Regions from separate parts of the Mus musculus genome. Here all the other regions are linked to region 1. Evidence: chromatin loops called from intact Hi-C (ENCODE). Cell type or tissue: left cerebral cortex. All regions are shown on one strand.

Evidence for each region. Hi-C counts contacts between places; a loop is a spot of excess contacts. Peaks named below come from ENCODE experiments on the same cell type or tissue, not always from the same donor. Only the 100,000 strongest peaks of a DNase experiment are listed, where the experiment ranks them.
Region 2: a loop joins it to region 1, with 4 times the contacts of the local background. A loop is called at or near these places in 3 of 42 quality-filtered maps.
Region 3: it touches region 1 in a loop (2.2-fold over the local background); 6 of 42 quality-filtered maps call a loop at or near these places.

What each region holds. Positions count from the first base shown.
Region 1 is chr17:50,756,824-50,764,823 of GRCm38, forward strand. All of the region lies in intron 18 of Tbc1d5 (TBC1 domain family, member 5), which reads right to left. Among named protein-coding and RNA genes, the nearest start is that of Gm41598, 30 kb to the right of the region's middle. In left cerebral cortex, no CTCF peak of the experiment used is centred here; DNase peaks (open chromatin) are centred at 4,341, 5,618, 6,305 and 6,805; H3K27ac peaks cover 3,679 bases.
Region 2 is chr17:50,677,816-50,685,815 of GRCm38, forward strand. The region is part of intron 5 of Plcl2 (phospholipase C-like 2); the gene reads left to right. Among named protein-coding and RNA genes, the nearest start is that of Gm41598, 110 kb to the right of the region's middle. In left cerebral cortex, no CTCF peak of the experiment used is centred here; DNase peaks (open chromatin) are centred at 307, 660, 1,672, 2,611 and 2 more places; H3K27ac peaks cover 1,546 bases.
Region 3 is chr17:50,415,918-50,423,917 of GRCm38, forward strand. No RefSeq gene overlaps it. Among named protein-coding and RNA genes, the nearest start is that of Gm31015, 4.2 kb to the right of the region's middle. In left cerebral cortex, a CTCF peak has its summit at 3,120 (motif pointing right); a DNase peak (open chromatin) is centred at 3,135.

The sequences.
Region 1 (8,000 bases):
AATAATAATAATAATATTGTTGTTGTTGTTTTACTTTTGAGATGAGGTTTTACTTTGTAGCCCTGGCTAGCCAGGAACTCTCTATGTAGACCACACTGGCTTTGAACTCACAGAGATCCACTTGCCTCTGAATCCTATGTGCTAGGATTAAAGGTCTGCACCATCATGCACAGCCTCCAAATACAGACGACAACAACAACAACAAAAAGCCCACTACTACCATCATCATCAAAAAGAGTGAAAAAGACACTTTGAAAAAAAATCTCAAGGTGTACGTGGGCTGAAGACATACAGAGACCCACCTGCCGCCATGTCATGAGACCATGAGACTCAGAAGACACCCTACTACGTGGTAGACAAATAGGACAGAAAGAGAAGTGGAACAGTTTGAGCACTGTGAAGAGAGACGGACTTGGAGACGTGAGGACGTAGAGGAACAGCCTCATGTGAGTAGCCTACTCTGCCACTTGAAATCATGGTGAAGTCCTAGCCCATGCTACAGTTGAGAGCCATGTCTGGGTCCATGGCCCTGCAGCAATAGGGGTCTGTGTTGATGTATGTGGCTCATATTACCTCTAAAGACCACAGTACAGCTAGCCCTGGTGGCAGGGGCACAGGTGAGCCAGTTTTGAGGGCATGAGCCAGGGAGAGCTGACCTTGCCCCATGTCAGCTACAGCATGGGGTGTGTTAGCCAAAGCAGTGCTAGAGAGCTTCTGCTAAAGGTGCGAGTTCTGGAGAGCTGACTGGCTGACCAATTCAGCCACCATTCAGGCCACGATCCAGGGCTTTGACTTGGCCCACCCAACATCTACCCCATCTATGAACTGCTGGAGTGTGTGAAAACATAGGATCTGCCAGTCCTGCAGATTCAAAGGCACAGGATCCCCAAGACATAGGGCAACAGCAGGTTATCTGAGAGGAGTCCCAGTGAGGATCCAGTATTGATGGGTTAGCAAAAGCCAGAGCCCTTGAACCAGACCAATAAGACTCATTGCAATGAACATTTGCAAGCAAAGATGTGTGGACGAAGGATATACTACAGCTTCCACAAGGAGATGTTTCTAGGTTCTTTTTTTTGTGTGTGTTTTTATTTTTATTTTTATTTTTTGCTTTCTTTTGTGGGGACTCCCCACATATACAAGGGCAGGGGGAGGATATGAAGAGCCAGGGAGATGTGTGGGATTGGGATGCATGATGTGAAACTCACAAAGAATCAATAAAAAGGTAAAGCAAGCAAGCAAACAAACAAACAGAATCTCAAGTATTCCTAATTGAATTCTAGCTTTGGCTACCTGTAAACATACAATGCTGTATAAAACATACATAAAATATACATTTTACTCCACACAATCTATTTTCATCATGTGTTTCCTCCCTCAGCCTGTGTTGGCTTTTCTCTACCTTTCTACCAACAAGTTTTATGCTCCCTCTCTCTCTTCTTTTTTTTTTAAACAAAACAAAACGAAAGTCAAAAGAAAAAAAATGAAAAACCGGTAAGTCATAAATACGAAAACAAGATGAAACAGAAAGCCCAGAACAAAACATGGAGTTGGTTTTGTGTTGGCCAACTAATGTCTTTAAAAATACCGAGCAATAAAAATTAAAATGGAAAACTGTGTTTCACTAGCCTATACTTCCTAGGCAATTCCATTTTCTACACACACACACACACACACACACACACACACGAAACCAAAGACCTCTGTTTGTCACAGAAACTTTATTATTGTCTAGACAACGATAATCTCTTAAAATGTGAGCTTTCCCAGCAGCTGGTAAGTAGCTATTCTTATGTTTCCTCTCTTGATATGAAGCTGGGGCATTTTGTTTGTTTCTAGAAAAAGGTCCTCTTGGCTGAGTCATTAAATTCCAAAAAACAATCTAAGTAGAAGGAAAAGGAGGAGAAGGAGAAGGAGGGAGAAGAGGAGGAGGATGAAGAAGAGGAGGAAGAGGAAAGAGAGAAGGAGAAGGAGAGGGAGAAGGAGAAGGAGGAGGAGGAGAAGAAGGAGAAGATGATGATAAAGTCTTTATTTTGAAGGAAAAATTAAACATGTGAACAATTTCCTAGAGAAATTTGTAGTATTTTGGGAGTTTTTTTTTTTCCTCAGAGAAAGGGAATAATCCTTAAAATTTGGGATACTTTAGCCAAGACAGCTAGAGTAGAAAAGCAAAGGGGTGGCCAGGGCCGGCACCAGTAAGCACATGGGCTTTTCAGTCTCAGATGCCTTCGTTCTGATATAAAAGTCCTCTGTGCCATGAACAAGAGGGGAGAGAGACCTCCCGAGCGAGGCATCGCTCTTCTTTTTAAAAGAGCAATTATAATTTGGCTGGTTGGGTGGGAATTATAGTTGAAAAGGTCCCTTGTAGGTGTGCTGCACTTTGAAGACACATGTACACAGCACTGAAGAAGCAGTGACTGAACTGCAACCTCAAGAGGTCTTAGCAATGTGCACTGAAATGTTTGACAAAGCCAGACGTAGCAGCGCTCGAAAAGTGAGTATTACACAAGCACTTCCCATGTTCTTTATGTCTCCTGTGAAGTTCAACAGCTTCCCCTGCTCTCCAATAAGGATAAAGAGCACCAGGAGCTAAACCGAAGGATGCTAATGGGGACAGGCAGAGTTACCTATCCAACTCTAACCGGGCATCAAGGTGAAAGGGATGGATGGGCTGTTTCAGGCCGCTTCTCTCTCTTCCTTTCTCCATCCCTTTCCACATCTCTGTTCTGTAAGATAGCTGTGGCAATTAGAGAAGGCTGCATTTCTTCATCTGTGAAAGCTGCAGTCAGTTTGAGGAGATGGTACCATATATTCCTTCTCTTTCAAGTGCATGTGGTCTCGTTAGCCTACAAGAATCCCTCTCCATCTCTTGCATCTGTACTGGCCTCACTGCCTTCATTTGGAGACTGCCGTAAAGTCAAGCTATGTCACGTTGGGGAAAGTTTAAAAGCCTGGCAAATTCTGCTTTCCCTAACATATTCGAGGTTATATACGAGGTTCAGGTTAGAGCATCCAAGAGAGAATCATGGTGGAGGAATGGCCATAGGAGAAGCAGTGGGACTCTAGACATGATAAAATGTTGTTCTGGTATCTTTTAGTCCATCATAGCTGTAGCCAGGTAAGGAAGAGAGATCCAGTTAATATTACCTGGAGCAAAGCACAGCCTGATGAACCCTGTCCAAGTTCCTAACTCACAGACTGAAGGGAGTAACAGAACCCTCCCTGTGATATTCAATTTTGAAGCTGCCCCCTATGTATTGAGAGATGGTTGAACGTGGGCGGCTGTTGTATGAGAGAAACTTAAGTTCCATTCCTGTCTTGTCACTGACAAGTCATGTGGCCTTTGGCCATCTCCCTCTCCAGCCCTGGTGGAAACTCAACCCTCTGGAGGATGTATACTCAAATTCTGCTCCCAAGGCACTTAAAGTGGTAATGAGTTGGGACATGAAAGTGGACCATACAGTAGAGTGCACAAGTCTTATAATGAAACAAGAAACAGTGCTCTGGGAAGCTTGGCCCCAGCCTCTTGCAGCCTTCACGGAGTCATCTGTTGGTTGTGGTAACAAACCCAACCAGCATCTAGCCTAGGACTCAAGCTAGGGTCTGGTTGTAGCTAGTAGGTAGGGTATTGACAACCCAGAGTATACAAAGAACACCAGAAAAGAGAAGCTTCCTGGTTGAAATAAACTCTGTTTACGTGGGGTAATGGTTTATTAGATTAGCAGCCACATCAGTTAAAACACAACAGCCTTTAGGAACTTTATCTTATTCAGAAGCCTTTATTGCACTTAGTGCCTTGCTTTGGGAAAGCTGGGAGGGACACATTTTAGAGAAAAGAGCTGTGTGTGGCCTTCTGGTGTGAGGTACTGGGCAGCTGGAGAAGCGCTTGCAGCTCAAATGTCCACACTCTGCTACTCTGCCATGCTAGATGCTATCACTATCTGATAGAGACCATGGGCAGAACAAGGTTTGCAACTATGGGTTACCCTAGGTACTTGGCTGCTAAATTTAGAAGGATAAGAAACTACAATTTCTAAATTTTCGTTTTCATGTGGGGGCTCTGTTATAAGAGCTCTGTTATAATCTCAACACATACAGAATCCACACAAACATTGTGGAAAGGGCACATTTATTCATTCAAACCTTCATTTTCGGGGAAAGGTCATTAAGACTGAAGAGGACTGCTCTGGTTGAAGCAGGTGCAAAGGGCCAAGAATCTCTTATATTTGGCACTCTGAAATGCAGTTTCTCATCCCCAACGAGGTTGCTGAATGTGAAAAACATTCTGAAAGCCTTCAGCTATCACTCAGCTTATAAATAGAAATGGGATCACGTGGGAACAAAGGGTGGCTTGCCGCTTATTCTCATCATATTATATAATTGCAATTCTAAAACTGTCAGAAGCCACTTTAATCTCTATCTTAGTGTCTCAGGCTGTACACTCCCTGCAGCTAACAATACTCTCCACAAGGCAGCTTCAGTCACTCCCTTTCATTACACTGGCCTTCTGAATAAAAAAGAAATGCTTGCCCAATCACCCTGAGGTCATATGAAAACAACCACTTAATGGTCCTGAAAGGAACCGCTCACTGTGTTTACTCTTGCTTGCATCGTCTACTATCTGTAATAGGAAGGAATGTGGTGGGGTCATGATGGAATTCTGGAGTAGACATTCCTGGGTTCAAAACCCATTTTTCCCATTTTCTAGTTGAATAACTTTGACAAGTTCTTTAATTCTTCTTTACACCTCTGTCTGCCAGAAATGATGGAAGAAGGAGATGAGTATGCATGGAGATTCCTGCCAGGACATACACTCAATAAGTCAAGTCATATAGTTTTTCGGTTTTTAAAAACATAATTAAGTTAAAACAATGAAACTGGCTTAAAGAACAGAAATTTATGATTCACTGTCAGAAAATAGTAGTTTCTGGTTTCTAAACTTCATGTGGCAAAAGATCAATAAGGGACATCAGAATCCAGCATTGTCCTACGTTTAGAAGAGCAAATCCATATATAAGGCAAGAACTGGACACCCGAGGCTGGGCTACCTACAGACCACAGCAAACTGTATTTGGAAGCCTTATAGGTAAGAGTTAGAGGGCAGGGGATACTTTACTAGAAAAGAAAAAAAGCTAGCATCTAACTTTTTGGAGAGTGATATTAAATAAACTGGACAATGAGTGTCTTAGGGTTTTACTGCTGTGAACAGATAAAAAGGCAACTCTTACAAGGACAACAGTTAATTAGGGCTGGCTTGCAGGTTCAGAGGTTCAGTCCATTATCATCAAGGTGGGAGTGTGGCAGCATCCAGGCAGGCATGGTGCAGGAGGAGCTGAGAGTTCTACATCTTCATCTGAAGGCTGCTAGCAGAATACTGGCTTCCAGCAGCTAAGATCAGGGTCTTAAAGTCCACGCCCACAGTGACACCACACCTACTCCACCACGGAGAACACCTGCTAACAGTGCCACTCCATGGGCTGAGCGTATATAGACCCTCACAATGAGCTTTTCATGTATGGATCCATTTACTCTTCACAACAAACCTGTGTGGCAGATCCTCTCATTTACTGACAGATATTCCTGTCAGCCATATTCTCTGGGAGTATATGCTCCAGGTTAGGCAGCCAACCAAGAACCAGATCCCTTGGCTGCTCGCCCATGTCTTCCCTAGATGGACTCACATTCATGTTCTACGCTTTCCTAGCAAAGATTTAATGCACATTTACCAACTGTAATGGAGATACTAACTTCTAGTGGTTCACTAAACTATTTCCTTTCTAAAATGTTTAGAAATGGTTTATCATTGTAGTACATTTCAAATCCACTGCTTGTAAGGGTGAGGCAGGAAGATTGCTGGCAGTTGAAGATCAGCCTGCACTACATGGTGAGACCTTATTTAAAAGAAGAAAGGCATTTCTACAGGGGCATTAAGTTGGCTGAATATTATGCAATTTGGTTGTTTATAAAATACATCTTTCAGGTGTTAGTTATATACCTTCAGTACCTTTTTGATATTTTTTAAATAGTATAAGGTTTTATGATTTATTATTTACTTCCTTATCAACTTGATTAATAAATACATTCATTTACATTGTGTTAAGCCATGCAGAAAATACAATAACAGTTGAGATGTGGGCTCCTGGCCTCTATGAGTTTAGAGGAAGATACAGTCTGTACGTTCTTAAAGCCAAGAAAGGAGTAGGAAGCTCTGGAGAAGATGCAGGAGGATGCATGGAAATGAGAGCATGTTTTCTAGAATTCTGAAGGTACTGAAGGAGGAGGAATCAGAAGCAATGATAGAAAAGCATGTTCCAGGAAACAAGGATCCAGTCAACAAAGTTTTGTGTGTGTGTGTATGCAAGTGTCTGTGTGCATGTACAGGAGAGTGGCAGGTGAGCAAAGGAAAAACCAGTAATGAAGTCAAGTCAGAGAACTGAGAGGAGCAGGATCTTCAGATGGGCAGAAACCCCTCTCTCACATTCTTCCTTCCAGTAATGTGTGAGATGCTAGGGTCTGACACATAGTCTGCTGTTCCCACTGTCCCTAATGGAGACCATGTTTGAGGGTCACTTATGGACAAGAGTGACTGTCAGTTTTGCAGCAAAACAGGGCGAGAAGGGTCCTGGGGTGGGCTCTGCTCAGCTTCTAAGAGTGTCCTCAGATCACAAGATAAGCAGACATGGGAGCCAACACTGACAGCAGCAGCAGGAACCAGCCAAGAATAGCAGCTAGAGACAGGAAAGGCGCCCAGTCTTGCTTGAACAGATGGGTGAACAAGAAGTGGGAAGAACAGGAAACGGAAAGTCTTGATGAGAAGGAGGAAGGCTGCAGATGCTCTGAGGAAGCTGTGGTATACACAGGGTAAAACACACACACACTCGCGCACACACACTTGGTGTGAATGAAACCCAAGCCAGAGAAGCATATGGCAATAGCCCTGGAAGACAGCATCAGGAAAAATAGAACAAGAACACAATGACTACATATTACACTGCATTAAATGACAGGGTATGGGTGTGTGAAGCAGTTCAGCCGCTGTACTGGAGAACAAGCTGGAATATGAACGCTATAGCCCTAGCATTAGTGTATAAGAGGCCTGTCACATACAATAGTTAGGGCTTTAACGAGTCAGCAACTCTTTGAGCCCAAATATAAGATGGTAACACTATTTAGTATGGCCTGTAATTCTTAGGGGATTGGATTATTGGAGAGTCTTGATAAAGGACACAGTTTGGCCTAACAAGTGCTTTATAAATGTTACTTTTTTGTTGTTTTGTACTAGCAATGTACTCCTAGAACATTACCCCAGGGAACCATGTGCATACATAAAAGCAACTGAAGATATTAGTCAGGCATCCAAGGACAGCACATATACTCACGTGAACCCTGCATGTTTTTTAAAAATATTCTGTTGATGGACAATTCACAGACATACAACAGATGACTAACTGGAAAAATAAGATTGCAATGTATAAGTTTTTTTTTTTTTTTAAGTAGTCTTGACTTTGAAAAACATGGTGGGATTATACTTTTTTTTTTTCTGGATTTTCTACAAGGATATGGGGTTATATATTTACAAGAAAATAAGATTATTATGTGAACAACATACTAGGGAAGACATTTTTAAAAAGCAAAAGGGTTGGCTGGGGAAATGCCTCAAGCATAGAGACCCAGCTTTGGACCCCTGCATCAACTTCTCATCCAGCTGTAGCCATGTGTGATGCAATCCAGTGGTGACTATATGTGGACACTGATCTCTGGAGCTTGCTAGCCAACTAGTCTAGACAAACTGGTGTTTTGCTATGTATGTGCACACGTGTGCATGTGTGTGTGCATGCGTGTGTGCGTATGCGATTCTGTGCGTGCATGTACAGGAGAGTGGCAGGCGAGCAAAGGCGGAACAAATTATGAAGTCAACTCAGAGAACTTGGAGAAGCAGGTCCTTCAGATGGGCAAAAGGCCCTCCCTTCCATTCCTTTCTAGTCAAGAAGCTGTGGTTC
Region 2 (8,000 bases), 79 kb before region 1:
TTTTTTCCTCCGCTCTATAAACAAAAGATACAAGAACCATCATTAACTGTGTCCCTCCCTAGTTCGGTCGAGTATAAGAAAGAGTTTTCTGTATTTTTATCGCTTCTCAGAGTAGCTACTGCTAGCTTTATGAGCCTGTTAACTTCAGTGTAGTGCAGTAGCACATGCCTGCAGTCGCAGCTCTTAGGTGACCTGAGCAGGAGGCCAGCCTGGCGGAGCTGTGCAACAGGACCCTGTTCCTTAGTTGGCCACTTCCTGCGCAGTCTGGCTGCTGCTGTGGTTTTAACTTGGTTGTGTTCTTATTGGTTTCACTCTGTATCAGGAATGTGGGCAGGGACTTCTGTGGCTCATTTCCCACCAGCACTGTGGGGAGGAGTTGATCGATCTTTCTTCTCTCCTCACTGAAGTAATCTCTCCCTGAGAACAGTTACCGTGCATGTTCATTGCTGTGCTTTTGATGGCAGAATCTCAAGGTGGAAAAGTCCTGGTGTAGCTGGTTACCAGGAACAGAAATTCACCAAGACTAGCTGGCAGAGAACCGGCTGAAAGTGTTGGCACTCACAGGAAATCATGAGAGACCACAGGGAACTCGGATCAAAACACTGCATTCCTGCCTCAGAGGGCCAGAAAGCTGTCAGAAGCCCTGGTGACCGAGAGCATCTGTGTCCTCTAGTTCCAGGGTTGTGCTGGCTTAGCTCTGGCATCTCTCCATTCTTCATGGCTAGCTAGCTCCTGTTCACGCAGTTCCTACTGTGTTATAGCTCGGCCTCTCCTTGGTCTTCTGCAACTGCTCTTCATGAGTTCTGTAGTAAGTGTACCCTGTGGTATTTGCTGGCTCAGCCCAGCCTTTTAGTTCTAGACCAGCAGTCCCACAGTGACAGGCCTCCTCATATTAGTTCTTACCCAGCCCTAATCCCTGTAGCCAAAAGATGGATGCCTTCACTGGCAGCTCCAGTTTCATGTTGCTGTGTAACAATCTACCTCAAAATTGGGGGCTTAGCCCCCCCATTATTCTATACATTAGCTGTGCTCAGCTGGGTGGTTTTCCTGATCCATGTGGTGGTGGTCAGGGCCAGGGGAAGGCTTTGCTTCATTGGGAGCTCACATGGCTTAGAAAATGGAGCAGGCTTTACTTGGCTGGCATCTCACCTAAGAGCTTGGGGTGTGTGTGTGTGTGTGTGTGTGTGTGTGTGTGTGTGTGTGTGGCAGGCTAAAGCAAGCTGCTTACAGCCCAAGCCGTCATCAGATGAAATACCCAGCTGGTCCTTCCCCCCGCCCCCCCCCCCATGCCCTGCACTGGCTGCCTTCAGAAAACAAGGATGAGAGGGAAACTCCAAAAGTAATTAGAGACTTATTCTCCCTGGGAACATAAGATTTCTGCCAAAAAAAGTCAATAAACCAGGTTGTGTCTGTACAGACATGATCTAGATCTTCTTCATGTATCCTGGGCACAGTGCTTACCTTAGAAACCTGAGGACTGTCACTCAATTCTTTTCTAAAATTTAATGTGGTGGCCCATGGATGACTCTTCCTCTAGATATTCTCGGCTGTTTTAGTGACTGTACTACAAGTGAGATCATATGTTGCCAGCTTTTCTGAGAAGCTGTACTTGACTGGAAGCTACTTTTCTATTTAAATAGTGTGTGAGTGGCTCAGAAAACCCGACAGTCCCAGTGTTCATCATTAGGCTTTTTTCACCACAGCATATCCCCCAAGACCTTACAGTGCGCAGTGATCTTAGCAAATGTGTGCTCACACAGAAGGTGCGTGGGGGAAGGGTCCTGTGTGTGCTGCTTCTCCTAGTACTGTCGGAGGTACAGAGCTGATCCTGAGCACTCCTCACTCTGCAGACCCTCTCTCTTTCCTCCTGGATCTTGGTCTGGAAGCTCTCCCTGATTTCCTGCTTTCTGGGTCCAAGCTGTGGCTCACTTCCGTGGTCCAACTGCTCCTGAAGCCTCCTCCCAACCTGTCACCAGAATGTCAGTGGATGAGGCTGCCTTCCCTATGACAGATCCATGACAGGGGCATGAGTCAGAGCCAGTTTAGAAAACATTATAGTCTAGATACCATGGTGCCCAGCAATGGCTGGGCTTGGTGGTAATATTTCCTGGGGTCACGGGGACAGCTGGGTAGAAGTCATGATTCCCGAAAGTCTTTGGACTTGCCAAGTTCCTTCCCTGCTCTCCTTTCTAGGCCCAGCTCAAACTCCTCCTCTGCAATGCTGCCTAGGAACCTCCATCTTAGGTGAATGAAACAGGACATTGTTTACTTGGGAGAACAGCATTTCTTCTGGATTTAAATTAAATTGGTTTCTTAATTTGAAATTTTATAGCGCTTTTGTAAGTTGAGGGATAACTACCGATTAGATAGAGACCAGAAGTGGTGGTGGGAGTCTCAAGACTCCAGAACAAAGTTGAACAAAGTCTCCATCATTCTTGTATGATGAAGACCTGCACATACAGTAAGCGATCTCCTTAGATTGAGGGAAGCAGCTGAAGCCAGAACACAGGGTGTTATTTTCATCCCTCCCCAGTGCCTTCCACTGCCTCTTGCAGAGCTGCTATAGATGTAAGCGGGGCAGAGGGAAAGCCCCGCCTTTCACTACCAATGCACGTTCAGCCCTGTGTGCACAGCCGCAAGTGCCTGTGGGGGAAAGCCATGGGACGGAAGACACAGGGCACATTTAGACAGGTCTCAGGACCTGTAGAAAAGCATGTGTCCTGGTGCTCTAGCTGAAGGCTACTTTGATGTTGGGTAATCTTGTTTCAAGTGTGAGGTTTAGTGAGACTTCAGTTGGAAGTAAGCCTGACCAATAGGAGACCTTTCTGATTATAGTGCTCGGCTTTAGCCTTTCCCGAGAAAGGATGGTGAGGGATGCTGTACAGCCCATAGCCAGAGCTCCCATAGCCCTGCCTTCCCATTCACTCACTGCTCATTCAACACACAGGAGATGGAATTCTCCGTTTCAGTATTTACATCATGGGAAGCATGCATAGGCTGAATACATAGAAATGGTCGAAATTCTATTTTATGTGCTTCACGATGCTGCATTCAGTGAGTGGGGTTCAAGCCCTATGGTTACTTGAAGGGAGCATAAGGCACACACTTAGAAAGTGGGTTATATTCTAGTGTAACTTGCTGTTTATATTCTGTCTTGTCCAAAGTCCCTGACTTGTCTAAATTCAGCTTCCTAGCTACCAGGACCAGAAGAGCACCATCTTCATAGTCATGAAACTGCCATGAGCAGTCTGTACAAAGGCCAACTACAGCACTGACACCAGGTCGTCATTCAGTGAACAGTCGCTAGCCTTCCCAGAAGGCTTTGTTGTCTTGTCTCTGACATAATGTAGGCTTTATAGCTTCAGTTACTTGGTAATTACAATTCAGAGCCCTTCTGAGCCACTTTCAATTGTGGTTGAAAGAAATGTACTGACAGCTGGAACAGTGGCTCAGAACTGCCCACATTTCCAGGGGATCCGGCTTGGCGTCCCAGCACCCATGTAACAGCTCACAACTACCTGTAATTGCAGTTCTGGGTGACCAACCCTCCCTTGGGACTCTGTAGGTACTGCACACGCATGGCCCAAAGATATGCATACCTGCAGGCCAAATACCCATGCACATAAAAATAAGCCGTAAAACACTAACAGGGCGCATTAGATAGTTCTCACGACATTTTAAAAAGTTCATTTATTTCTCTATTGCAATCTTTAGGTTCATAGCAAAGTTGAGAGCAGTGTTGGGAGGTGTCCCACATCCTGCCTGTTGCATGTATCACCTCTTCATCCTCCCCACTAGAGTGATGTGCTTTTTGCAGTCATTGCAGAGCCTCCATTGACATGCCATGGTTCCTCAAAGACCATAATGCAAGCTAGGGTTCCCTCAGTGTTGTGGGTAGGATAGATTTGAACAATCTGTATTGTCTATAGCAACGTGCTCCCATTGTTCCCCTACACCCTTTTTCAGTTCTAGAGACTGAACCAGGGCTTCACACACATGCTAGACAAGCACTCTATCCCCAAGTCCCATTGCCAGCCTACCATTCATAAAAGGCATTTTTGATCGTACACATTTAAGTCGCATGACTTCATGGTTTGATTGTGTCCATTACTGTGTCACACAGGATCTGCACCTTATTCCAGTGCTCTGAACATCCTCTGTGTCCTCCCCACATGTCCCCGATACCTGTCAACCACTGACCTGGTCCTGTCTCCATAGTTTTGTTCGTAGCTCTCTAAGGAGGTCTGGCCATTTGGCTGTGCTTCTCAATGCTTATGAAGTAGTAAATTGAAGCAGACTCACTTGTAGATGAGTCTCCCGTCCCCTGCAGCAGTGACCAGAAAATATTTACTAAGAGGCACCATGGTTGTGAGTGCCTGCTATATAATGTCCCATCAGAAGATGTGTGTTGGGTTTGCAGTCTCAGTTGTCTGGTTTGTATTGCAGAAGATACTCAGATGAGAAATAGCATAGCAGCTATACTGCATGTCATCATCTCAGAGGGACACAAATGGTCTCTTGAGGAGAGACAAAACCCAATTCTGTGCTGGGAAAATTAGATGCATACAGATATAGTCAATCGGCAGAGACCGGCATATGTTGTTGTGTTTTATAAAAAAACAAGGCCAGGATATGTTTTGTATAGTGAGGTATGGTGAGGTGGGAGGGGAGCCTCGGCAGGCCCATGCTGAGACCATAAGACAGGTTTAGTATAGAATAGAGTTTATTTAGGGCATGGGAAAGGGAGTTGAGAAGAGAGTAGAGACAGAAAGACAGGGAAAGGGAGAGAAGAGACAAGGCTGGCTGGAAACATGTAGAGAGAGGGGGAAGAGGAGAGATGGAGAAAGAGGTCAGAGATTGAAGGGGCAGAGAGTTCAAAGGGAGAGGAAGGGCCAAACAGCCCCTTTTATAGGAAGCCAAGCCTACCTGGCTGTTCCCAGGTAACTGTTGGGCAGAGCCTAGAGGGAATGCTAACACATGTGCTAGGTCTGGATGTCCCTGGACAGTTGTCTGCCTTCACTAGGCTTTAGTGCCCTAGGGCCTCAGCCCGAGTTGGCATTGTCTCCAGGAAGTGGATGGAATTGTTGCCACAGTCATCTGTGTTCCTCTCCGCATTCCCAGGGGATAAGAAGGTCAGCGCAGTTTATTTTTGTGCACTTAGCCAGAAGCCCTAGGGAGGAGGTGCCAATAATACCAAAGATGTTTGGAAAGGCCCTAGAAAATCAAGTTATTTATATATTTACCTAAAATTACATAGAATATGTACATGTGTATATATACACACATATTGTAAATTTTAGAGACTATAAAATCGTATGACTCATTGCGCTAATAAACAACTTCCATTTGGTACATCTACCTTCTGTGTTGCCCCCTCCATTCCTACCCTTAGCTGTTTGTCCATTCCCCACCTTGTATCACCTGTACCCTGTCACTCCTGTCAGCTCCCCTGCTTCTGACATCTGCAGTCCCTTATGCAATCCTGGTCTCTGTGTTTATTCCATGTTGTATAATCATATCTGAAGATTTGGGGCTATAAACCATAAACAGCACTCAGTGTAACCATTTCTAGGTCCCTCTGCTTGTAAGTTTCACAATTTCACTTTTCCTTACAGTTGGATAGTATTCTGTAGTATATATGCCCCATAGTTTCATTATTCATTGTCTGCTGAAGGCCATTTAGGGTGTTTCCATTTCCCATCTATTGTGAGAAATGTCTATGCAGTAAGATGTTGGGTCCTTGAGGCACATGCCAAGGGCTATATAAATGGGTCGGATGGTTGGCCTATTTTTAACTTTTTGGGGTTCTCCACACTGATTTTCAGAGTGGCTACACCAATTTGCATTTTCACCAACAGTGAATGCGGCTCCTCTTTTTCCATAGCCTCACCAGCATTTGTTGGCCATTGTTTTATTGATCTTTGTATTCTGACTGGTGTAAGATGAACTCTCAAAGTTATTCTGACTTTTATTTCCCTAATTGCTAAGCATAACAAACATTTTTAATGTCTTAGCCATTTTTAGATGCTTATGTGACTTTTATCTTCAAGTTCATTTATATGATGTATTTATTGACTTATTATTTTTAACAAACCCTGCATTTTCAGGGCAAAGCCAGCTTGCTCATGGTTGATGTTCTTTTTGATATATGGCTAGCATTTATTGGGGATGTCTGCAGCTGCGTTCAGCAGGGAGCCCAGTCTGACGCTTGACTCACGTGTCTTCCCCTCATTTGTGTATTCGGATGTTCCTGCTTCAAGGAGGATCTTGAGAGCGATCCCTGTTTCTCTCTTTTTGAAGAGTTTAAGGATCAGTTGTAGTTCATCTTTGAAGTCTGGTAGAATTCTGCAGCAGTTACTTTTAAAGGTTGCTTTGTGGGCCAAAGTGAGAACCTTCAACATTTTGGCCTAAATGTATTAGAGTTCTTTCTAGATAAAACCCAAACAGAGTAAGTCACACAATTCAAAACAGACTATGAAACTGAACACAGTTTGAGATTTCTCAACTAAAAACCCTATAAAGCCTCCAGATGGCTTCAAAACTAGTCACCCTTTGTCAGTGGCAGTAGTGTTAAAGTCCTTGCTCTTTACAGGTGTGAAACACTGGCCTGTGAGCACACCTCGGCCAGCACTGGCTCCTCAGGATCCCTCTTCCTTCTCACTGGGAAGCTGAACTCAGACAGTTTATTTCTGACACTGCACAGAACAGCATCGGGCCAGGTTCAGCTGCTGCCGTGCTCAGACGTGCTGCCACTGAGGCTAAGTTTTCTGCCACATGCATGTGATTGGGTGCACACAGGATCTGTTTCAGATGCCATAATGGCCCTCTGAACTTGGGAAACAAAAGTGTCCCTGAACCCTGCTACTACACATTATTCTGTCTTTCGGGAATTTTTGTTCTTAAAGTTCTTTTTCATCACCATGGTACATCTGTGCTGAAGAAGAGCAAGCCACAAAGCCTAGACTGCTTCTCATTGTGTGCCCATAGAATAAAGTGTCTGCTAATCATAGTTACAGGCAGGAAGGACAGAGCCGGGTGTTCTGGAGGAGGCCTGCATGCTTGTACTTTGTTTCCATTCCACAGACACTTGCTGACCACTTACCATATAATGTGCTAGGCTAAGAGGATCTAGTGATGATCAGAAATACACACACACACACACACACACACACACACACACACACACACACGAGTCATGGCCTGAGGAGGTCAGGCCAGGCAATGAGCACTGAGCTCTGGTTCACTCTGCACATGGAAGGCCTGCATGAAGAGGACCTGCTGTGTGTGAGCCATGTTTAGTGGCCTAGACTGGTGAGGGCCAAGTGAACAAGGCAGGAGATATGGGGATAGAATGCCAGCTGTGGGGCGTGTCACAGGGCCACCAACAAGGACTTTGACCCTCACTCTGAGCTACTGCAGAGCCACTGACAGGTTTTAAGCTGAGAGAAGGTATTTTATGGCTGGGTCATAGTTGGCTCTCTCTGGCTGTGATGTTGAAAGGGAAAATAAGGAATGTTCCAGTCCCGTGGTTAGAGAAACATGGCAGTGGCTTAGAGTGCAGCGGGGCAGTGAGAAGGGATGCAGCTGTAAGCGCTTGACTCAAAGTTACTGCAGAGTTGCATCTTACAGGGGCAGCGGGGGAGGGGCAGGCAGGGAGCTGGTGGTGACACTGGGGCTTTGCTTCAGGTGACATTGAGAACAAGGGTGCTCGAACTGAAGGGAAGCTTGAGGAGGGAGAAAGCAGGCATCAGGAGCCCAGTCCAGAACATGTCAAGCCATAGAAGGTGTTTTCACAAAAGACCAACTAATCTTCAGTAACAAAAGTAATATTCAAGTAGTAACCAAAGAATGAAGACGGTAAATGAATTTTAAAAATTAACAAAACAAAGAGCTGTTAAAAAAAAACATAATAAAATCAATAAGCCACAATCTAGGCTGAGGGGGAAAAAATGACAAAAATTACTAGTGGGGAACATATAAGGATTTCAGATCCTGTGGAC
Region 3 (8,000 bases), 340 kb before region 1:
ATTTGAATAAAACAGGAAGGGAATCAGAAGGAGAAAGCAAGCTAATAAATAAGCAGGTTGCTGTTGTGCAGTGTACAGCATGAGGGCCACCTCCTTGGGGACTGCTAGCTGGAGGAACACGATGATTTTGTTTTTGTTTTTTTTTTTTTAATTCCTGCAGGCCAGCATAAGATCACAACCACAAATTTTGAGTCAATTTTGAAGCAAGCTTTATTAAATACTGGCCAGGACAATGGACACTGATCAGGTCCATACTCAGGATCCCAGAGTATGCCAGAACTACTTTATTCAGAGGCTCATAGAGGCAAAAACCACAAGGCTATGTACTTCCTGTCTTTGTCCAATCAGGGGCAAGCATGCATCCTGGGGTACCTCCTGCCTACTTGTGATCAAGCACATCCCGTGCAGTTGAAACAACCAAACCTGTTTACAGAAGCAAAGACTTGTGGTTTGTTATCTTACATGACCAACAGCCCCCAGCATTCCAGGCACAAAGAAGGAGAAAGAAATCTGAACATTTCTCAATTTTCATATACCTTAAATAATTTTCTCCTCATACCTTCATAACTTAAGCTTTCATATCCCCAGAAATTACTTTCTTTGACCCTCATAGCTCAACATAAACTTATAAACCCCCCCAACCCCAATTTAATCATTTTTCATAAGACACAAGTGGCTGATTACTGAAAGCAGTCCTTTACTGTTGGGATAATCTCCAGTGCACTGTGTCAACGTTGTCTTTGTATTATTCAAATGTTGATTTCTGTACCAGCTGAGTGCTAAGTACTGTCTGGACTTTGGTATTGTTATTTTTATGAAGCATCATTTGTCTCACTGTTTGCTTTATAAAAGAGTTGACAGCCTATGGCTGGGCAAGAGAGGAAAGGGGGAACATCTGGACAGAGAGGGGGAATGCTGGGAAGAATTGCAGGTGTGTGTGTGTGTGTGTGTGTGTGTGTGTGTGTGTGTGTGTGTGTGTTATTGCCAGCCAGACATGGAGGAAGAAACAAGATAATGGGCCACGTGGCAGAATGTAGATTAGAATAAATGGGTTAATTAGGTTATATGAGCTAGTTGGGAATGAGCCTAAACTATAAGGCTAGCCTTAATGAATAATAAGTTTCTGTGTCATTATTGGAAGCTGGCCGGTTAAGACAGTCTGGCAATAATTCACTATTTCTTTAAATAAAGGAATAGTAAAGAGTTACATCTGAAACCTGTTTATCTTTTAGTATGAAGCCCATTAGAAAGGCAACCCTGTCTACTTTTTCTGAATAAGAGATCTAGTTGCTCTAGAGAAAACAAGGCCTGGTTTTTGTATATGAAATTATAAGGCCCCAACTCAATGTCTTTCTTAGATCCCTAGAAACAAAGCCCAGCATGGAGTTCTTTGTTCTTTTGCCTTAGGCCTGAGAGAACGATGACCACTGGGTGACCCACCCAGGCACCTGACCCATAGTGTAAAGGACCAAGAATGTTTGCCAAAGATAACCTGTAACCTTTCCATGAGAGATGAGCTGTAATTCACCATCCCCATTTTTACGATGTTTACTCAGCTTCCCCATTCTTTGTGGTCTTATCCTCCCCTCACTTTGCAGTTTATTCTTTAAAAACCCTCGACTGCAACTGCTGGGGGTTGATCTCCTCTGCCCCTGTGTGGGTTATGAGCTCGGCCTCAGCATGCTGATTCCCGAATAAACCTCATGAGAATAAACCTCAAGAACGGTTTCTCTCGTGTTATGGGGGCATCGGCTCATTCCAGGACTTGAGTGAGGGTCTCCCCGAAATGGGGGTCTTTCAGTTGGGGGCTCGTCACGGGATTTTGTGGCCACCCCATTTCTTGGAGACCCCTCTTGGAGGTAAGATTCTGTCTTTGTCTGCCAGCTGTGTCTAAATTCGGTACTTTTGGTTTTGATTTGCAGTCGTCTGTGCTTATGAGAGCAATGAACTCCTTGTCCTTGACGGAAGGGAGATGTGTCAGGGGATAACTGGCTGCCACCCTGGGAGATGTCCCAGGAGGTTGGAGGGAGCTCCAGGGACGCCTGGAGATTTTCCATCTGGGTGCCACATTGGAGCCTGAATCCCTCCTAAAGAGGAGAGATTTTGTGCCCACTCCGCCATTTAATTCTGTTTCTTGGTGTTGGAAGTCCCGCAGGAGGCGGGTCCTGGTTTCAGTCTTTGTAATCTTTTTGTGTGTTTTGTTTGTCTCCCTGTACATGACTCAGACAATGGGACAGACCATTAGCACTCCCCTTGGACTGACTCTTGACCATTGGACTGAAATTAAGACTAGGGCTCACAATCTATCTGTAGATATCAAAAAGGAATTCTGCCACTGATGCATTGGCCAAAAATTGCGACCACCCCTCACACCCAAGAACCGACTTGGAGGTATGGGGATGCTCTCTGGAATGTGTGCTTGCCGACTGGAGTCTCTGTTCTGAGTGTCTGTTTTCTGTAACGAACGAGCACTTCTTGTGTAGGTTGGTTTGTCTGTGTCTCATCCTTTGCTTCTGAAGCATGCCACAGCCTGAGTTTGGATCCGTCTGAGTTTATTCTGATCACCTGAGTTTTGGATTCTGATCCACCTGAGTTTATACTGATCAGCCTGAATCCCGTTTAAAAAATGCCCTTGGGGATGCTCTGTCTGTAGGGACCTTCGTCTCATTCGTAGGGACCTTTGTCCCGTCTTTGGGGACCTTTGTCACATCTGTGAGGACCTTTGTCCCATCTGTGGGGACCTCTGTCTCCTCTGTAGGGACCTCTGTTCCATCTGGGGGGACCTCCATTCCATCTGTATGTCGGTAGTGGTACTGTAACCTTTTGTTGAGAACCGGCCGTCTGATTCAGGGACCTTCTGGGTCATTTCTCTGGTTTTGGTCTTTGTGTTTGTTGACAATTTGTGTGCTGTTTGTATTCTTTGTGACTAAGACGATGAGACAGACTATGACGATGACACCACCCCTCCCCCCCCCCCCCCCCCAGTTTGACTCTTAACCATTGGACTGAAGTTAGGACTAGAGCCCATAACCTCTCTGTGGAGATTAAGAAAGGACCTTGGCAGACTTTTTGTGCCTCTGAGTGGCCAACTTTTGACGTTGACTGGCCACCAGAGGGAGCTTTTGACTTGACTAAGCCATTATCTTTCAGGAAGGACCAGGACCTCACCCTCACCAACAGCCATACATTACAGTAATGGCAAGACCTGGTCCAGAATCCTCCACCTTGGGTCAAGCCTCAGGTGTGCCAGCAGAAGCCAGGCTCCCAAGTCCTGGCCTTCTGAAAACCCATGAAAGAGAAAAAGAAAAAATAAATAGGCAGTGTCACTTGGTCTTTGGAGCCCTGCACCTGTAGTTAGGAGTCTAGTGTGGCTGGAGAAGCCCTGCTAGGAGCTGATTGTGAACGCTGCTCTTAAAGGGACCAGCAGCTTCTCAAGTTCTTTGGTAAGGGAACTGATGGCTGTTTTTCCTACAAAAATCTCTGTGCTTGTGATTATTGGATTCATCAGGTAACAAAGAGCTCCTCTCTTGAAACTACAGCTAGAAAAATTAAGAATTTTGTTTGGTTTAAATAAGCAAATGCATGCAGCCATTTCATTTTTGTTTCTGAATAGTTTTAAAGGTATAAATATGTTTTATATGTCTTGGTTATAGATTATTGGCTCATAAGTTATTGGTTATGATTAAAAATTTGTACCATTGGTAACAGAAAGTTGGCTTAAAACTGATAACTCTGGGTTGGAGTAATTTAGAACTACAACATGTGGCATGAGACAACCCTAGGAAACAGGTCTCTAAAGATATGCCTAAATTGGGTAATACTCTATGTAATTCTTATCCTAGAAACCAGACTTATAAAAGATAAGACTTAGGGCAGTGTCTATTTGAAGTATTGGGGGCTGCACCTTCTTGTGGTTGTGTGCAGGAACAGGCAGTCAAGCTTTGTAGCAAGTAATATTTTTGGTGTTGATTTTTACAGAGAATAGATTGTTTACACTGTTAAAACTGGGTTTTGCTTCCCAAAATTGTGGTTGTGCTCTGGTGTTACAAGAGAAATCGAAAGTGAAGGCTTCTCCTGAATCAGAGCCACCAGCTAATCCATTGGCTCCTCCAAAAATCTATGAAGCCTCCTGCGTGGCCTAGTCCACTACCTCCCTCTTATCCACAGCCTCAACACCCACCTCAGGCCTTTGCGATGCTTTGTTTTAACTAAACAGTAGGATTCCCCTGGTCCGCACCAGTTCTAAGTCAGCTGCTAGGTGCCTGCTGAGGCGCTCGGAACCACGGCCCGGAGGGGGGCAGACCCCACGGGGGGGGGGGGACACTGACACAGAGGTCCCGGGATACCTCCCCCCCCACCACACACACACACACACACACACACACACACACACACACACACACACGCACCTCATGGCCGCAGGACAGGCAGAGGGGAGGGGAGAGGACAAGGCCAGGGGGCCCACACAGGCACCCTCCGAGCTCCCCGAGAGTGGCCATGGCAGCAGACTCCCTGCGGGTACACTGAGCTGGAGACTGCAGAGTCTGGATGGACTCCAGTGGACCCGTCCAATCTTCAACCCCTTCAGTACTGGCCATTTTCCTCTGCTGACCTTTATAACTAGAGAACTAACCACCCCCTTTTCTCAGAGGATCCCCAATGCCTCACAATGTTGGTGGAGTCCCTTATGTTCTCTCATCAGCCTACTTGGGATAATTGTCAGCAGGTGTTGCAGTCACTCTTCACAACCAAAGAGCAAGAGAATTCTGTTAGAGGCTAGAAAAATATCCCGGGAGCCGAAGGGCGGCCTACACAGCTACAAAATGAGATCGACATAGGATTCCCTTTGACTCGCCCTGGTTGGGACTACAACATGGTTAAAGGTAGGGAGAGCTTGAAATCTATTGCCAGGCTCTGGTCTCCAAGGTTCCTCAAAACAGCCCACTAATTTGGCTAAGATAAGAGAAGGTATATTACGAGAGAGAGAGAGAGAGAGAGAGAGAGAGAGAGAGAGAGAGAGAGAGAAGAAAGAGAACAAGAGGGATTGTAGACAAGAGAGAAATTTGACTAGAATCTTGGCCACAGTGGTAAGAGGGAAAAAAAGAGACAGGACCTAGACAGATAGGGAACCTGGGCAACAGAAGATCAATGTGCTTAACAGAATTAAGTGAGTTGGGTTCCAAGCCTCAGCTAAAAATGCTCAGCTGTGTCAGATTGAAGTTACTTATTTGGGATACACCCTTTGAAACTGGAAGCGGTGGCTAAAGGAATCCAGAAAAAACAAAGACTGCAACTCAGATCCCCACCCTAACTACACCAAGGCAAGTAAGAGAATTCTTGGACACCGCTGGCTTCTGCAGGCTCTGGATACCTGGGTTTTGTGACCTTAGCTGCCCCATTGTACCCACTAACCAAGGAAGGGGAGATGTTTGTGTGGACTCCAGATCACCAGAAAGCCTTTGAAGAAGTTAGAACCTGTTGCCAGCAGGTGTTTTTTGTTTTTTTTGTTTTGTTTTGTTTTTGTTTTTGTTTTGTTTTGTTTTTTGCCTAAAAGCTATTGCTGTCATAGCTCTACTTGTCAAGGATGCTGTAGTGGCACCCCACGCTCTTGAAAGCATTACCCAATAGTCCCCTGACCGATGGATGACCAACGGTCGTATGACACATTATCAGAGCCTTTTGTTGACCAAATGAGTGACTTTCATTCCCCTGCTGTCCTCAATCCCTTTACCCTACTGTCTGAGACTGATGACTCTTCACCTACTCATCACTGCGCTGACATTCTGGCAGAAGAAGCTGATACTCGAAATGATCTGAAGGATCAGCCTTGGCCTGGGAGTCGGAGCTGGTCCAAGAATGGCAGTAGCTTCATAGTTGAAGGTAAGCGGAAGGCGGGGGCAGCAGTGGTGGACAGAAAGCAAGTGATCTAGGCCAGCAGCCTCCCTGAAGAGACTTCGGCCCAGAAAGCCAAACTTGTGGCTTTGATACAAACTCTACGAATGGCAAACAGGAAGTCTATCAACATTTACACTGACAGCAGGTATACTTTTGCCACGGCACAGAGCAATATACAGACAAAGGGGGCTGTTGACATCCGCAGAGAAAGACCTAAGATGCTATGGCTAAAGGGAATCAGATGACAGACCTAACCACCAAGCAGGCAGCCCAGAGTGTTAACCTTCTGCCTGTAGCAGAAAAGTCCAAAACCCCTGTGGAAGTACACCCTGGAAGACTGGCAAGAAATAAAAAGATAGACCAGTTCTCTAGGATCCCAGAGAGGACTTGCTAAACCTCAGAAGGTAAGGAGATCCTACCCTTCAAAAAGGACTAGAATATGTCCAACAGATACATCACCCAACCCACCTAAGAGCTAAACATCTGCAGAGACTGGTTAGAACATCCCTTTATCATGTTCTGAGATTATCAGGAGTGGCTGACTCGGTCGTCAAACTTTGTGTGTCTTGCCAGCTGGTTAATGCTCATCCTTCCAGAATGCCTCCTGAAAAAAGACTGAGGTGAAGCCAGCCAAGTATGGTAACAAGTACTTATTAGTGTTTCTATCCACCTTTTCAAGCTGGGTAGAAGCTTTTCCTACCAGGACTGAGATGGCCAATGTGATGGCCAAAAAGATCCTAGAAGAAATCTTCCCAAGATTGGAGATACCCAAAGGTAATCGGGTCTGATAATGGACCTGCCTTTGTTGGCCAGGTAAGTCAGGGACTGGCCAAGATACTGGGGATTGATTAGAAGTTACATTGTGCATACAGGCTCCAAAGCTCAGGACAGGTAGAAAGGATGAATAAAACCATTAAAGAGACCCTTACCAAATTGACAGTGGAAACTGGCGCTAATGATTGGATATCCCTCCTACCCCTTGTGCTCTTCAGGGTTAGAAACACCCTTGGACAGTTTGGACTGACCCCCCTATAAATTACTCTAAGGGGGGGGGGCGCTCACTAGTAAAAATAGCCTCTGTACATAGTGCTGACATGCTGTTTTCCCAGCCTTTGTTCTCTAGGCTCAAGGTGCTCAAGTGGGTGAGACAGCGAGCATGGAAGCAGCTCCAGAAGGCCTATTCAAGAGAAGGAGACCTGCAAGCCCCACATCACTTCCAAGTTAGAGATTCAGTCTACATTAGACACCACCGTGCAGAAAACCTTGAGATTCGGTGGAAAGGCCCTTATCTTGTACTCTTGACCACCGTAATTTCTACTTTTATGGGACCCCTTTTGATTCTGATTCTGCTTTTAATTATAGGTCCATCTGTGTTGAAGAGCATGAATTAGTGCAGGACAGCTTTTAGTTTTGAGACAATAGTACCATGCCCTAAAGGATCAACTGAGTCAGGGAGAAGATAGTGTCTAGTTCTAAGATTAGAACTACTAACAAGTAGAAGTGGGGAATGAAAAAAAAATTCTAGGCCTTTAGGCCCAGGCTTGAGAATGTGACCTTTGTGACTCAATGCTCCAAGTTATGCTAATCATAAAACAGATAGCGACATTTCCCTACCTGCCTGCTTCCTGGGTTCAGAGAGTGTTCATTCAAAGAAAGTCACCCTGACCCACCCTGACCATTGCTGGAATCTGCTATGCAAATGTGCTATTGTTAGAGACTCTATGGCCAACATCAGAGAAAGGTTAGAAAAATGAAAATGAGAGCAAGAAGCTAATGAAGGATGGTTTGAAGGTTGGTTCACAAAATCCCCATGTATGACTACTTTACTATCTGCCCTCACGGGCCCCTTATTAGTTTTACTTCTTTTATTTACTAAAGGCCCCTGCATAATTAACAAGATAATGGCTTTTGTCAGACAGCAGGTCAGTGCTGTACAGGTTCTTATACTAAGCCAACAATATCAAAAAGTAGAACAGGCTGATGCGGGCTGTACTGAGTTAGAGGTTTAATTTTTCTAGTTCTATGATTAGAACTATTTACTACAAGGAGTGGGGAATGTAAGACCCCAATTCAATGTGTTTTTAGACCCCTAAAAACAAAGCCCA